2 separate regions of the Mus musculus genome follow, and region 2 is linked to region 1. A link is a contact called in ENCODE Hi-C or POLR2A ChIA-PET data. All regions are on one chromosome and are shown on one strand. The core of a region is the stretch at or near the end of the contact, and the rest is flanking DNA. Distances in the headings are between cores, read along the strand shown.

Region 1 (7,667 bases), core at 2,256-4,755:
CTCGTACCTGCTCGTAGCCCAGCCCCTCTATCCTTGATAACAGATCAACATGGAGCCTTTGGAAGAACCACCTTCCTTTCTTATGTTCATACCCTCTCCGTGCCCTTCACACATCGATGTGCTTGTTTCTCTGTATACAGAGCTTGTTTGGTGTCAGCGTCTCCTTTTCCTTACATCTCGGAGTCTTCTGTATTTCTGCCCATCTGTAGATTTAGAACTTTTTAGGGAAGTCCATGAAACTTAGCCATAGGCAATAATGAGCTTATATACTGTTTTATATACTGTAGTTTATAGCCCAGAACACTGCCCGGCTGGCCTTAAGCAATTCAACTCCGGGCATTTTTAGGCATCACAGTCTGCTCATGTTCACACCAGCTCCTAATAGTTCTCCCTGATACATTTCTTAAACTTAAGAAAGAAGTGTTTCCTAAACTTACCCTTCATCTTTTCTGAGGAGTCCAGTCTTTTCTTTGCTTCTCTGCTCTGTAATATCCTGTCTTCAGTCTTCCGTGTCTCTTCTCCAGCTGCTCTGTCATCTCAGAGGGTCTAGCTCCTCTCTCCCACCTTGGTTCTGCTTTGGATCCTTGTGTCTGTCTCTTCACAAGCTAGATCCCTCCACCCCAGTGCATAGTTGTCCCCAACCCTGCCTCCTGGTGACACCTTCCTCTTCTCTGCCCTCCAGCCTCTGCCTCGGTGCACCCTCTCATTGACCCCCTGGCCTCAGGGTCTCACCTTACCCGGATCCCCTACCCAGCTGGGACCCTCCCCAACCCCCTTCTTCCTCACCCTCTGCACGAGAACGAAGTTCTTCGTCACCAGCTTTTTGGTAAGGATGGAGGAGGGGAGGCGTACGTGAGGGAAGACCAGAACAGAGGAACTCGGGGGGGTAGAAGGGCCAAATGGAGTTTGGAGAGAGATGTGAGCAGCTAAGATAGAAACGGAGACCTGAGGCCCTTCTAAAGGAGCCTCAAGAGCTAGGGCTCGTTCCCTTCTAAAGGAGCCTCAAGAGCTAGGGCTCGTTCCGTTCCACCACAGGCCGACAGATAGAGCATAGGCTAGGTGCTGTAACTTTGCATTTTAGCCTCAGCTTCCTCTGTCTGTCTGGAACGTTGGCTGACTGTCCCCATCCAGCAGTCATTTACTCCTGTGCCTTCTTCTCACAGCTGCCCCTTACCGGGACCTGCCGGCCTCCCTTTCTGCTCCAATGTCAGCGGCTCATCAGCTGCAGGCCATGCACGCGCAGTCAGCTGAGCTGCAGCGCTTGGCGCTGGAACAGCAGCAGTGGCTACATGCTCATCACCCATTGCACAGCGTGCCACTACCTGCCCAGGAAGACTACTACAGGTACTCCAGGTTGCCCCCAGAGCACAAGGGGAAGTGGGTTCTGGGCATGGTCCAACAGGACACCGAGCCCTTGGGAGGGGAAGCCCCCTTTCTCAGTCTCATCTCTGCATTGCCTCTTATCTAGTCACCTGAAGAAGGAGAGTGACAAGCCGCTGTAGAGCTGCGATCCAGACAGCACCCACTGCTCCTTCATCCAGACCTTGGAGGACCACCCCAACCTTTTGACCCCACCCCACCCCCAGCCGAGGAGAGGGTGCTGCCCGCTTGCAGAGCTCCTGCAGCTGGGTAGAGGGAGGGAGGGAAGAAGGGACAGACAAGGTCAGGGCCCGGGGTTGTGTGCAGAGGTGGGAAGTGGCAAGGGTGGGGGCAGAAAGTGCACAGTATCTTGGACCAGGTCCCTCCTCCTATCCCCTGCTTTTCTTCTCCTCTATGCCGAATCCTTGGTGGCCACTGCCCCTCCCCTAACCCATTGGTGTGATTTTTTTCATCTGTTAGATGTGGCTGTTTTGCGTAGCATTGTGTGCTGCCCCGCCCCATCCCTGTGTGTGCACCCCCTCCCTCGGCGATATGTGCCCTTACCCGTCCCACATTAATAATTTATATATATAAATATCTATATGATGCTCTTTAAAAAACATCCTGACCAAAACCAACCAAACAAAAACATCCTCACAGTTCCCCAGGAATATGTCTGTGACGTGTTTTTTATTTGGGGGAGGGTGGTTGCAGTGGGTAGGGTGTTGGGGTGGGTAGGGAGAGAGGTCTGGTTGTTGTAGGGGAAGTGGGAAGGGATGAATGGGGTTTTCTTATGGAAACTTAGGAGTTGGACAAGGCTCTTTTTTATTACTCATTTATTTTACAAGAGTCTTCATGCATACCAGAAGAGAATATCAAATCCCATTACAGATGGTTGTGAGCCACCAAGTGGTTGCTGGGAATTGAACTCAGGACACCTGGAAGAGCAGTCTGTGCTCTTAACCCCCTGAGCCATCTCTTTAACCTGACAAGGCTCTTCTTGATCTTGGATGCTCAGCTATACTTATGGGGTGCCCTGTCCTAGACCTTTAGATTGGGGAGTTCAGGCTCCTGAGGCCGTTCAGAGCAAGAATAGGCGCACAGCAAGCATAAGCAAATCTAAGACCTACTCAGCCCTTGGAAGTACATCACTGACATAATGTGCCACCAGAGTGCTCCAGAGACAGTTTCAGAGATCTGAATCCCTTCTCAGCATAGTTTATGATTTGAAACAGTTAAAGGTGTATAACATGGAGGCCAATAAGATTAGTATTTGTAAAAGATTTACTAATAGTTAGGTGTATGAGCTCATGTCTGCGCTTATGAATGCAAGGCCTCAAAAGAGACCAGAAGCTGTTGGGTCCCTGTAGCTTGGAGTTAGGGCAGTTAGGAATTGCCAAGCAGGGTGAGCCATCTTTGCAACCCCTCTATTTTTAATGAAGCAGGGCCATGGAGCCCAAGCTGGCCTTGAACTTCTCAGCTTTTGTGCTGGTATCACAGAAATGTGGCGCTATGCCCGGTCGGGCCTGATGTTCCAGAGTCTTTGCAGTGTGGGGAACTTGTAAGGATGAGACTACAAGACATCGGGCCACATCGCCTGCCACTACTTAAGTCCGATTCACTTCGGCTTTAGCTCCAAGCCTTTAATCTCGCGAAGCTCTTTTTTTTTTTTTAACAACATAGGAGCTGTGATTGGCTGTTTTCAGCCAATCAGCACTGACTCATTTGCATAGCCTTTACAAGCGGTCACAAACTCAAGAAACGAGCGGTTTTAATAGTCTTTTAGAATATTGTTTATCGAACCGAATAAGGAACTGTGCTTTGTGATTCACATATCAGTGGAGGGGTGTGGAAATGGCACCTTGATCTCACCCTCATCGAAAGTGGAGTTGATGTCCTTCCCTGGCTCGCTACAGACGCACTTCCGCAAGTGTTACAGCTCTTTTAGAATTTGTCTAGCAGGTTTTCTGACTTCGGTCGGAAAACCCCTCCCAATTTCACTGGTCTACAATGAAAGCAAAACAGTTCTCTTCCCCGCTCCCCGGTGTGTGAGAGGGGCTTTGATCCTTCTCTGGTTTCCTAGGAAACGCGTATGTGCTAGAGCCACGCTCTGAGACTTCCGCCTCGTGCGGTCCCGCTTCCTTTCTGCCTCCTCTGGCCTGCATCCGTGGGGGAGGTGGCTGGCTGCAGGGTTCTCCGGATCTCTTCTGTGTTCCCACTACTCAAGCACCGAGTGGCGTTCTATGGCGTCCGCCTCGGCTCAGCCCGCGGCCCTGAGCGCGGAGCAGGCCAAGGGTGAGGAAAGAGCCTAGTCTGGGTGTGGGCCGTCTTCTGGGGGGAGGGCGCGATACTATTCTTTGCCTCTCCAAGTGGGGCCCTTGCCCATTAGGGCGAAGGGTTGGGAGGACAAGCTTATCGGGTTGCTTGCAGGCCTCGGCCCACTAATTCCCTGCCTCTTCCCTCCTCTGGGCTCGCCCGCCGTCCTCCGCGGACCTCTCTGGGATGCTTCCGTCTCGCAGTGGTCCTGGCGGAGGTGATTCAAGCGTTCTCGGCCCCAGAGAATGCCGTGCGCATGGACGAGGCTAGAGACAATGCGTGCAACGATATGGGCAAGATGCTGCAATTTGTGCTGCCCGTAGCCACACAGATCCAACAAGAGGTTATTAAAGCCTATGGCTTCAGCTGCGACGGGGAAGGTGGGTCCCACAGGGCTTGGCAAAGGAATGGACTGGGGGTGGGACGCATGATGATGCCCCCCCCCCCCCCCGATCGATCTTTTTCTCGCCACAGGGCGGCAGTCACATCAAACATTGCCACTCACAGTTCAGGGACTAGACTTAAGCCCCGCCTGAAAAGTTATGGCTCTTGAAGCCAGGCATGGCCACAGTGGCCTTTCATCCCAGCATTTGAGAAGCAGAGGCAGGCAGGTCTCTGAGTTCAAGGCCAGCCTGGTATGTAGGGTGAGGAGTTCCAGGGTAGCCATGGCTATACAAAGAAAACCCTGTCTTGAAAAAACAAAAACCCACCAAACAAAAGTTCTGGCTCTAGAGTCCAAAGCCCTACATAGGCAAGTGTTTCTCCATGGCCCTCGAACTTCCCAGCTCTCCCCGAGTCAGGATCGCAGTAAGTTGCCCAGAATGGCCTTGAACCAGAGACCCACCTTTCTCAGCCTTTTGAGTAAGTGACAGGCTTGAGTCACTGGGCCCAGCTCTAACCTGAACTCTCTCGTGTACCTGAACTCTTTCTTGTCTGCCTTTTGGCTAATAGGTTTGGTGTGGCAGGTTGAGCCCTCTCTTCCCAAGGACAGTTGTTTATTAATTTTGTGTTTGTTTGTTTGTTTGTTTGTTTGTTAGCTAGCCAGGACTACCAGGGAGTCTCTTTCAAATCAGGCTGCTTGAGGCTAAGCTGCTGAACGTGGTTCACCCGAGACTGAAAACATAATGCTTTTTAATTTTTTGTTTGTTTGTTTGAGACAGGGTTTCTCTGTGTAGCCCTGGCTATCTTGGAACTCAATCTGTAGACCAGGCAGGCCTCGAACTCAAGAGACCCACCTACCTCTGCCTCCCGAGTGCTGGGATTAAGGGCAGGCCCAGCTGTTTTAGGGCTTTTTTATATTGCATCCAGTTGTGCCTAGTGAAAACCGGGGCGGGGTTGGTTGAAGCCATGCAGGACATGGGGGTGAATTGTCCTCTATTGCAGATGGCTGCCTGACGAAAGGAGATCTTCTGCTCTAGGGAGCCCCCTTGGCTGCCTCCACACACTGGTCCCCAGCAGTGTGGCTTGACTTGCTTCTGATTGCAGGTGTCCTTAAGTTTGCCCGCCTGGTCAAGTCTTATGAAGCCCAGGATCCCGAGATTGCCAGCCTGTCAGGCAAGCTGAAGGCCCTGTTCCTGCCACCCATGACACTGCCGCCCCATGGGCCTGCTTCTGGAAGCAGTGTGGCAGCCTCCTGAGATTGGTTCTCGTATGTGTGCTGCTGCTGTGGAGGCGGCCCTTGTGTTCCAGAGGATAATAAATGTACTTGTGACTAAACCTTTGTGTCAGTCATTTGTAGTCCTGATTACCCCCTCTTGTTGCCACCCAGCCGCCTCTAGCCTTTCCCCTCCTTTAGACCCTTTCTATCCTCTTCGCTGGGACCAACCCTGCTCTCATGAGACCTAGGGTGTGGGAGGCTAAGATGGGCCTCTTGGTACCCTGGGAGGTTTGCTCACAAAGGTGGCACCTCCTAGAGCAGCGGGCCCAGGCTCTTCTTTGGGCTCTCTGCTTTCCACTGTCAGAGAGGTACTCTTCCGAGGGCGGTCCCTTGGCTAGGGTTACTTCCTGGGCTTTGCTTCTACCCGCCCTCCTTCTGCTCCAGCAGTTTGAGCTCCAGGTAGAACAGCAGGTGGCTCCTCCCCTTCCCAGGGAAGTAGGCCTGGACAGGCCTGAAGCCTGCTGCACTCCTGCAGTCCTCTGGGGAATTTGGCCGTGGTGGGCGGGCGGACTCTGGCCAGCCCCGCCCCACCGTTCTTCTCTCAGAGACCTGTAATCCAGGGGCTTGGCCTCAGAGTCCCATTGGTTTGACAGGCTGGATAGAGGAGGAAGTGGCCAAGAAACGAAATATATTCTTCCTGAAGGTCTGGATCCCTGAACAGCTGTGCCACTCGATTGGCCCCGCCCCCGTCGCCCTTTGCCTGTGACTTCTCCCCACTCCTCCCGGGAGATGTTGTCCCGCGGGTAAGTCCCCTCCACCACTTGTGTGTGTCCCACAGACTCCTGTTTGTCTAGGTGGATGGACATTGTTCACACCCTCAACAAATATGCCTACAAAAATAGTCTACTCCCACTAATACCCCTGCCCTGGGTCCCCGTCCTGTCCCTGTGAACTCTCTCTCCTTACCACAAGATACAAGACCTCCAGGCTCATTTCCTCTGCCTCTTCCCCCGCCCCCACCCCAAATCTTTTCTTATTTTTAACCACTGGCCTGTGGTCCTCCTGCTTCTGCCTCTTGTCTAGGATCTCTTTCCCCCTTGTGTAGCTCGCATCACCTCAGACATGGCAGTCTGAGGGCACATTTGAGAAAGCTCTTCCATTCCTAGACACCCCACGTACCCCCACACACAGACAGTTTGGTTCTTTCACTGTTCCCCAAAGAAAGCAAACTTTGATAGATGAATGGTGAGCAGACATGGTGGACAGGTACTGATGACGATGTTTGTTGGTAATATGAATATGAGGCAGACATGATCTCTGCTTAGAGAGCAGGCATTCCAGCCAGAGATGACAGAGTGAATACACAGGCAATAACTAGGATTATTTCAGATGGCCGAAGCACTAACTAACTAACACGCAGGAAAAGAAGCAGCAAGTGATGTATTCTGGAGACATAATTGGCTGACAGGGAGGGCTTCCAGATGATGTTTGAGCTGAGCTGAGTGATGTCTGGGGACAAATGGGCAAAGGATAGTGTGTTCACCCAAGAAGAAAGCCATGGGCACCTTAGACTTCTGGTGGAGTTTGGGTAGTGAAGGCCCACTCAGAGAGTTCTGGTGACTTTGTGGGTGGTCTGTACAGGGGTCCTGCTGAGTTTGGCTTTTCATACTCATTCAATTCTTTCTGTGTACCCTCTTCCTCCGGTGTGTATCTCGTCCCTGCCGGCCCGGGGGTGGTGCCGAGACTTCCCATCTGCCTTGACAAGGAATCTCCCATTATAGAACCTTTCTTGGTTCTTTAACCTGGACTTGGAAGACCTCTGCTTCGGGGGTCCAGCCCCTGCATGCTTTGGTTCAGCTGCTTTGCTCTGCTTACACCGAACAACCCAAGTGCACGGTTTCCATGACACCTCTGTGTCTTGGTCCATCTGCCCGTGGGGGTGACCTGTATCCGCCATCTCCATCTCCAGGCTTTTCGGTACCCGGCAGCTCCTTAAAGCCTGATGGTGCAGTTGGCAAACAGATCTCTGGCCTCAGACAGCTTTGGGTTTTTTTCACCTTCCCACTCACTGGAACCTCGTGACTGTGGGCAAGTTACCGAATGAGCCTTCAGTTTTCACTTTTGTTTCTAAACTTGGGATAGTCACATCACGAGTAAACAGGATTGTCATGCTACAATAACAGCGATACAGTTGTCTCAGCTGGGAAGAGTGGTGTAGGATGACAGGAGAGGCCGAGGTAGGAGGATCTTGAGTTTGAGGCTAGCCTGGCCACATACAGCAAGATGTCGTCTAAATAAATAATAAAAACAAAGATTAGGGTTATTGGCTAGCAGGCATAAAGCCCCGAGTTGGCTGGCACACACCTGTAATCCCAGAATTTAGGAGGCAGAGGCG
Region 2 (7,667 bases), core at 3,452-5,951, 330 kb before region 1:
CCTTCCTTGTAAAAATCAGTAACTCCTTGCAATTAGGAAGAGCATTCTAGACACTGAGTGAGAGCAGGAGTGCATTCTTTTACAAGAAGGTCAAGCCTTTCTGTTTAAAAAAAACCAAACAAACATGTTATGAGGTTGAAGCAGAGAAAAATGGACTCTTTGAGCGGCTCCTTAAAGGTGAATCTTGGGATCCTCTAGCAAAGAAAATGGTGATAGTCTCATTACCCTATTCTACAGAGAAAAAATGGTGATAGTCTCTTTACCCTATTCCACAGAGAAGAAAATGGTGATAGTCTCATTACCCTATTCCACAGAGAAGTTTTTGGGTTTCTTCACAGTGGAGCCTGTTTGTGAAAAATCAACCTCTTTCCAACTAAGAGAAAGGCCAGGCCCCTCCCTCCTGGCCCCTCCTTCCTCCTGCCCCCTCCTCCCTCCTGCCCCCTCCTTCCTCCTGTCCCCTCCTCCCTCCTGCCCCCTCCTCCCTCCTGGCCCCTTACCGGTTCCCCTCCTTCCCTGAGCTCTAGGCTTCTGGCTCTGGAACTGTGTGGGCCCAGTGCCAGGCCAGATGGCAAGGAAGGGAAAAGCTGCCAGAGAGGAGGCAAACAGCAAATGAAAGGAGGGGTCTAGGTATGGAAGAGAGGTACCACGGACCCTCTCCCCAGTTCTGCCTTGAAGAAGTAGGCCAGGTTTTGGGGAAGATGGGGAAAAAAATCAAGTAGCTGCTGCCTCCAAAAAGAAGAAACACTGGAGTTTCACTTCACCAGCTAGGAGGAGGGCCATGGGGATCCACATAGGCCTAGTAACAGGGACAACGATTTCACATAAGCGCACTGAGGCACACAGTTTCATGCACAGACACACAAAGGCATGCATACATTAGCATAGAAATCAGCGCCTGGGTACATGCACATGTGCAAAGCCACATGGGCCAGTGCAGAAAGAGTAACCCGGTCCCCTGACTTAGGGAAAAATCTTACACAGATGTACATAGTACCAGGTCTTTCATCAGCACATGTTCACCCAGAGATATGCAAGATTATCTCAGGCCACAGGCACAGAAAGCCAAAGAAACCACAGACACCATAGAGGAACCAGAAGCTTTGCGCGCGCGTGCACACGCACGCACACACACACACACACACACCACGCTGGACCAATCGATCGCTCAAGGTGTCTCTGTCTTTGGGTTCCCATGTGCACATCTGGGGGCTGTGTTCCTTACCTTCTTGGGACCTCTGGAATCTGTCCTGTTGCCCTCTGAGCTGGGCTGGGTGCTGCTCTAAACTGAGATAAGGGAGCGAGCGGGGCAGGGCTCCTTTCTACCACAGGCAGGAAGTAAGAACCCAATGTAAAGCAGGCAGGAGGCTAACTCATGATCTGTCCTGCACACTGTTCCCCATGCTCGGCTCAGAGGAGCCGCCCTCCCCAGCACGCAGCCAATAAGGCAGATGATTGCTGCAAAGGACTCACAATACTGAAGACTTGAAGAGTCCATCTGCCCACCACACTCTCTGTGTCCCTCCTGCCTTCACAGGGCCAAAATTCAGGTCTTTGTGCCCACAATTACCTGTGGGATAGCCTCAGGTCTTTTCTTAGCCCAAACACAAGAAACACTTTTTAAATGCCTAAGTAGCTAGTTGGACTCTTCCTCTGTTTCTGTTGGAAGGATGCTAAGTGGGTCCACCTTTTCTGACAGGCTTAGGTATAAGAATGACATCATACCCATCCACTAAGCTCCCTCCAGGACCCCGGGATGAGAAGCAGGCCTTAGACTTGTCAGCTTTGTCCCAGCCTCAGAGGAGCTGGTATACACCTCTAATGCCAGCACTTGGGAGGCAGAAAGCTGGAAGATCGTAAGTTCCAGGCCTGGTCTGCACAGCCAAGTTCAGACCATGCAAGAAATCTATGTATGAATAAATAAATTAAAAAATAAATAGGGGGCTGGTGAGATGGCTCAGTGGGTAAGAGCATCCAACTGCTCTTCCGAAGGTCTGAAGTTCAAATCCCAGCAACCACATGGTGGCTCACAACCACCCGTAATGAGATCTGAGCCCTCTTCAGGTGCGTCTGAAGACAGCTACAGTGTACTTACATAGAATGAATGAATGAATGAATGAATGAATGAATGAATGAATAAATAAATAAATAAATAAATAATGCATGCCCAGGGTGGTGGTGCACATTTTTCTACATAGTGAGTTCAGGGCAGCAGAGTTAATTACATGGTAAGACTTTCTAAACAAAAGGTGTGCTCTGGACCTCTCTTGCCAGTCAGCTTCCCCTGAGACTGAGGGCCAAGGAAAGATGGAAGGTCTGTGCTCTGGGGAATCCAGAGTGAGGTTGCCCAGCCTAGAGGGAGCTAGAGTCTCTGGGGTCACCAGAAAGAGATTAGAGGCTTCCCATGTATGCCCCAGGTGGCAAAGATAGCCATCCTGTGGTTTCTGGCCCAAGTATAGCTGTTTAGTCAAGGGGTCACCTTTCTGACCAGGGCTGCCCTGCTCTCTGACCAAAATTCTGATTTCAGCCTCTCTGCACCAGAGCCTTTCTCGCCCCGACTTCCAACATCACCCTCACCTCCCTGTCTCGCTCTTGCACATGCACAGTGATTCCCTTCCCTGCGTCTGGCCAGCTCTCCCCAGTGAGCCTTCCCTCTCCTCTCCTACTTCTCTCTTGCTCCCTGAGGTAGGGTTTCACAGATCTCTTACTGACTTGGAATTCGTGACCAGTCTCCTGCCTCAGGCTCCAGGCGTGTTGGGCATATGCTCATCCTTCCAAATACTGGTGTGGGAAAATGTCCCAGAGCTCAGTGGTTAGCTCCCCTGATGTGTAGCTGACAGCTTACCCACCTCTCTCTCCACCCTACCTTCCAAAGCTGGAAAAACAGGAAACAAAGTTCCAACCCAAAAAAAAAAAAAAAAAAACCCAACAACACAGTCACTGCCATAGGTCCAGCTGAGTGCTGAGCTGTGAGCTGTGCCCTGTGTGTGTCTTACCCTTGCTTCAGGCTTAACAGGTCCTGCCCACTCCGAATAATCTCCTGGAGCCTTTTAGGCTGGGTGACCTTACTCTGAACTTCCACCATACCACCGGACTCAGAGGTCCACACCCTTGTATTTTTTTATGCCGGAGATGAACCCAGAGCCTTGTGCACACCAGGCAGATCAAATGCTTGGCCTCTCAGCTACATAAATATTCTCAACAGTTCCCTCTTTTTTGCTGTCTCCTCCTTGGCTGCTATATTATCATTATTATTATTATTATTGTTGTTGTTGTTGTTGTTTATGCTTCTGGACAAAAAAAGGTCTCTGTGCCAGTGGGCTACGCACTGAGAACAGCAGGGTAGGAAGAACTAACGGCATCAGACAGCACAGATTGAGCTAGTGTTAGTGTCTCTTGCTGTTTGGGAAGTGAGGGGGTCACAGTTCCTCACTTCCCAGCCCCCCAGGGCTATGACTTCAGTTTACCATAAGTGAAGAGTTCTGGAAACAGAAGTCTATGTGTCCCTTTCTTGTCACTGAACACCCATAACCATAGGTAGTAGGCAGGCAGTGGCCTGCACCGGTATGGCAAAAGTCCCAGACAGCCTTCCCTGGATTCCCAAATATGCACAATGGCTCATTTCCTCTCCTAGTTGCTCATCAGCCATTCTGTCAAAGCCATGGGGACAGAGAGACCATGCAGCCTGACACCTTTCTGTTACATATGAGCATTTCAGGTTGGAGTAGGGCAGTGCTTCCTCAAGACCCATTAAAATATACCTGGAAGGGCTGGGGTAGCTCAGTGGTAGAATAGCATTCACAAGGGTTTAATCTCTAGCACAGCCCAAAATAGATGAAATAGATCTGAGCTCACACTATAGTTTCATCGTGGCTCACACGTATAGTTTCAACTAGCAGGAAAGCTGACAGGGCAGGGGTGTCCGTGGAGGTTAGGAGTTGAAGACCATGCTAGAAAGCATAATGAGACCTCACTCATCCAAAAGGGTCGGGAAACTGGGGATTGAGCTCGGCCGGTAGAGTGCTTGCCTAGCACGACCTAGGTTTAACCTCCAGCACTTGCATAAACTTGATGCCTGTAACCCCAGGGCTCCAGGGAGAGGCTTCAGGAGTTCAAGGTCCTCCTTGGCTATGTACAGATTTTGAGGCCAACCTGGGCTACATCTCAAAAAGGGGAGGGAACTCAGTGGTAGGGCAAGTGCTTATTAGCATATAGGGCAGTCCATCTCCAGCACCAAATAACAAAATAAAACATACCTTGGTAGCTCGAGTAAGATGCCTTTACCAGTAAACTCTTTAGCCAATTTTACTCAGAGCAGCTCCGTGTCTTCCAGAACAGGACCTGGCCCTGCAGGATGAGTGGGCTTGAGGGGAGCAGACCTCAGGGTCAGCATGAAAACAGGAGTCTAAAGTTTTAGGGCAAGACCCTAAGGTGGCCCACAGTGAGGCTTCAGCCCATCAGGTGTCTCAGGCATGTTGGCTGCCTCTTCAGGCTCCTATGGACAGATCTGTCCACATGGGGCAGCCCCGTTTGCCTTTTCACTGTATCTAAAAGGATTTCCCAGAGCCTACGGCCCACCTACATTCTCCATCCTCACCAATGTCCCCCACTTCTGGTGGTCCAGCCCCATTTGTCACCTCCCCATACCTGTGATCGGTTGCTCTTCCTCTGCCGCTGCCCCAAGCCTGCTTCCGCTGACACTCTGGGCTGGGTTGGGCTGAGCTTCCCTGGTAGGACCTGCTCCTGGGCGGGCCTGACACACCCACCTTACAGATCTCAGAACATCCCTCCCAGCTCCTGCACTCACCCAACCAACCCCACAGAGTCAAAGAGCTTTGACCACAGACACCTTCGCAAACAGGTCAGAGAAGCAAGCTCTAAAAGCCGGTGAAAATCCAACCTTACCCCAGTCACCTAACTCTGCAACTATGGCTCCCAGATGTGCAGTTTCCGGGAACTCTCTCTGCGGCACACCCACCCACTGATACCTGATGACTAACACACACACACACACACACACACACACACACACACACACACACACATCATGATGTTCTCACCTGTCTCCTCCCTGCCTGTCTCTCTTCCTCTCTTGGGTCAGCTAGGTGGTTTAGCAAAAGTGGCTCGTGGTTGTAGCTTCCCCTGCCTGGGGCCTGTTGGTCAGCCAAGGGTTCTCCCTCCTTGCCTGCCTACCAGCACACACCCAGTTCCTCCATCAGAGCAGTTGCCTGACTGGATGCTTCCTCCTCTCCCTCTGTCTGCCTCAGGCTGGGAGCTCCTGGAGGTAGGGGGCTTGTGGTGGTCTCTGTCTGCTCTTCAGGCTGAGCATAGCCCTTCAATGCATATTAGTTAGCAAAGACGGATCTTTTGGAGATAGCTGACAAAGGTATTGTGGTTAAATGAGTTTGACCAACCCTGGATAAAAATCAACGTGAATATTCTGCTGAGTGATAAGCCATGGGTTGATCACTCCTGAAGGCTGGAGGGTGCGTTATACTAGCTGTGGTTTTTTTTCCTTTGTGATGACTGAATATAAGATCTCGTGTATGAGCCGGGCGTGGTGGCGCACGCCTTTAATCCCAGCACTCGGGAGGCAGAGGCAGGCGGATTTCTGAGTTCGAGGCCAGCCTGGTCTACAAAGTGAGTTCCAGGACAGTCAGGGCTACACAGAGAAACCCTGTCTCAAAAACACCAAAAAAAAAAAAAAAAAAAAGATCTCGTGTACGCTAAGCAAATGCTCTGGCACCCAGTCGTACACCCGGGTCTACTGGTTTTGCTTTGTTTTTTGTTTTTGTTTTTTTTTTTAAAGATTTATTTATTTATTATATGTAAGTACACTGTAGCTGTCTTCAGACACTCCAGAAGAGGGCGTCAGATCTTGTTACAGATGGTTGTAAGCCACCATGTGGTTGCTGGGATTTGAACTCTGGACCTTCGGAAGAGCAGTCAGGTGCTCCTACCCACTGAGCCATCTCACCAGCCCCTGGTTTTGTTTTTTAAATTGGGTATTTATTTCATTTACATTTCCAATGCTATCCCAAAAGTCCCCCACACGCTCCCCCACCCACTCCCCCACCCACCCACTCCCACTTCTTGGCCTTGTCGTTCCCCTGTACTGAGGCATATAAAGTTTGCACGACTAATGGGCCACTCTTTCCACTGATGGCCAACTAGGCCATTTTCTGATTCATATGCAGCTAGAGACAGGAGCTCCAGGGGGGTACTGGTTAGTTCATAATGTTGTTCCACCTATAGGATTGCAGATCCCTTTAGCTCCTTGGGTATTTTCTCTAGCTCCTCCACTGGGGGCCCTGTGGTCCATCCAATAGCTGACTATGACCTGGGTCTACTGTTTAGAGCAAGTTTCAACATCTCTCTTTATGTATCTCTGGCTACCTTTGAACTCACTATGTAGATAAGGCTGGCCTCAAACTTAAAGACATCCTCCTGCCTCTGACTCCCGAGTGCTGCGATTAAAGGCGTGTACCGCCACTGCCACCTGGTTTAAAAGGAATTTTATGCTACAGAGAACCACAATTAATCACAATGCAAAGATCAACTGTTGCTGGTGTACCCTACAATATACCTCCTGCAGGTTCGGGGAACATCTCCAAAGAGGGGCAGAAAGACTGTAAGAACCTGAGAAACAGGAAGTAGAAATGACAGGATGTTTCCCTGTCACCCATTGTACCTCGGCAGACATGGCTGCCTAAATAAGAGCTGAATAGTATCACCACCAGTAGGTGGATGGATCACCAGGGCTCCCACCTCTAGATAAAGAACTGCTGTCCCAGGGATGAGGCCCGTAATTGCCTAACCACTGCCAAAACCCTTGACACTGTATGCACACAAGCAATGCTGAATGAACTCAGCAGGTTGTATATGTAGTGTGTGTGTGTGTGTGTGTGTGTGTGTGTGTGTGTAAAAATAAGTCAAAGAAAAAGGCCAATTTGGGGCTGGTGAGATGGCTCAGTGGGTAAGGGCACCCGACTGCTCTTCCGAAGGTCTGAAGTTCAAATCCCAGCAACCACATGGTGGCTCACAACCACCCGTAATGAGATCTGGTGCCCTCTTCTGGTGTATCTGAAGACAACTACAGTGTACTTACATATAATAAATAAATAAATCTTTAAAAAAAAAAAAAAAAAAAAAAAAAAAGAAAAAGGCCAATTCATTAATTTGAGAGGGAGTGAGGAGGAGACATGGGAGAAATCAGAGAGAGGGACAGGAGGAAGGGGAGAAATTAACTTATTATATTTTAATTAAAATAAATAGAAATTGAAAATGTATGTGTGTGTGAGGATCTCTGTGTGCAAGGTGCTTGGTGCCAGTGCTTGTGAAGGCCAGAAGATGGCATTCAATCTTCAGGAACTGAAGTTACAGATGGTTGTGAGTCATCAGACATGAGTGCCAGGAACCGAACCTGGGTCTCCTGCAAGAGCAGAAACTGTCCCTAACCTCTGAGCCTTCTCTCTGTCCATACAATTGTTTCCTTGGTTTTTTTTCTGAGATGTGGTCTATTACATAGCTCTATCAGACCTGGAACCTGCTCCATTGACCCAGCTGAGCTGGAACTCACAGAGATCTGCCTCTGCTTCCCCAGAGCTGGGGTTAAAGATGAGCATCACCACACTTGGACTCATTTATTTATTTAAAAAAAAAAAAAAAAA

Evidence for each region. Hi-C counts contacts between places; a loop is a spot of excess contacts on that map. ChIA-PET counts read pairs that join two places held with the same protein, here RNA polymerase II (POLR2A).
Region 2: a loop to region 1 is called in a map of v-Abl transformed pro-B cells, with 1.9 times the contacts of the local background. The contact joins the promoter of Lpar5 here to the promoter of Grcc10 in region 1. A Hi-C loop is called at or near these places in 1 of 37 maps with a recorded cell type or tissue (v-Abl transformed pro-B cells). POLR2A ChIA-PET finds 5 or more read pairs at or near these places in 3 of 5 experiments (all embryonic stem cell).

What each region holds. Positions count from the first base shown.
Region 1 is chr6:124,736,907-124,744,573 of GRCm38, reverse strand. Grcc10 (gene rich cluster, C10 gene) reads left to right here and starts at 3,505. Exons shown (of 3, transcript NM_013535.2): 1 at 3,505-3,654; 2 at 3,879-4,055; 3 at 5,161-5,391. The coding sequence starts at 3,603. The coding sequence ends at 5,312. Rnu7 (U7 small nuclear RNA) reads left to right here and starts at 3,288; the gene lies at 3,288-3,349. It overlaps Atn1 (atrophin 1), which reads left to right. Exons shown (of 10, transcript NM_007881.4): 8 at 683-826; 9 at 1,164-1,344; 10 at 1,469-2,030. The coding sequence ends at 1,502. It also overlaps a transcript of Ptpn6 not described here.
Region 2 is chr6:125,064,954-125,072,620 of GRCm38, reverse strand. It overlaps Lpar5 (lysophosphatidic acid receptor 5), which reads right to left and starts at 4,701. Exons shown (of 2, transcript NM_001163269.2): 1 at 4,645-4,701.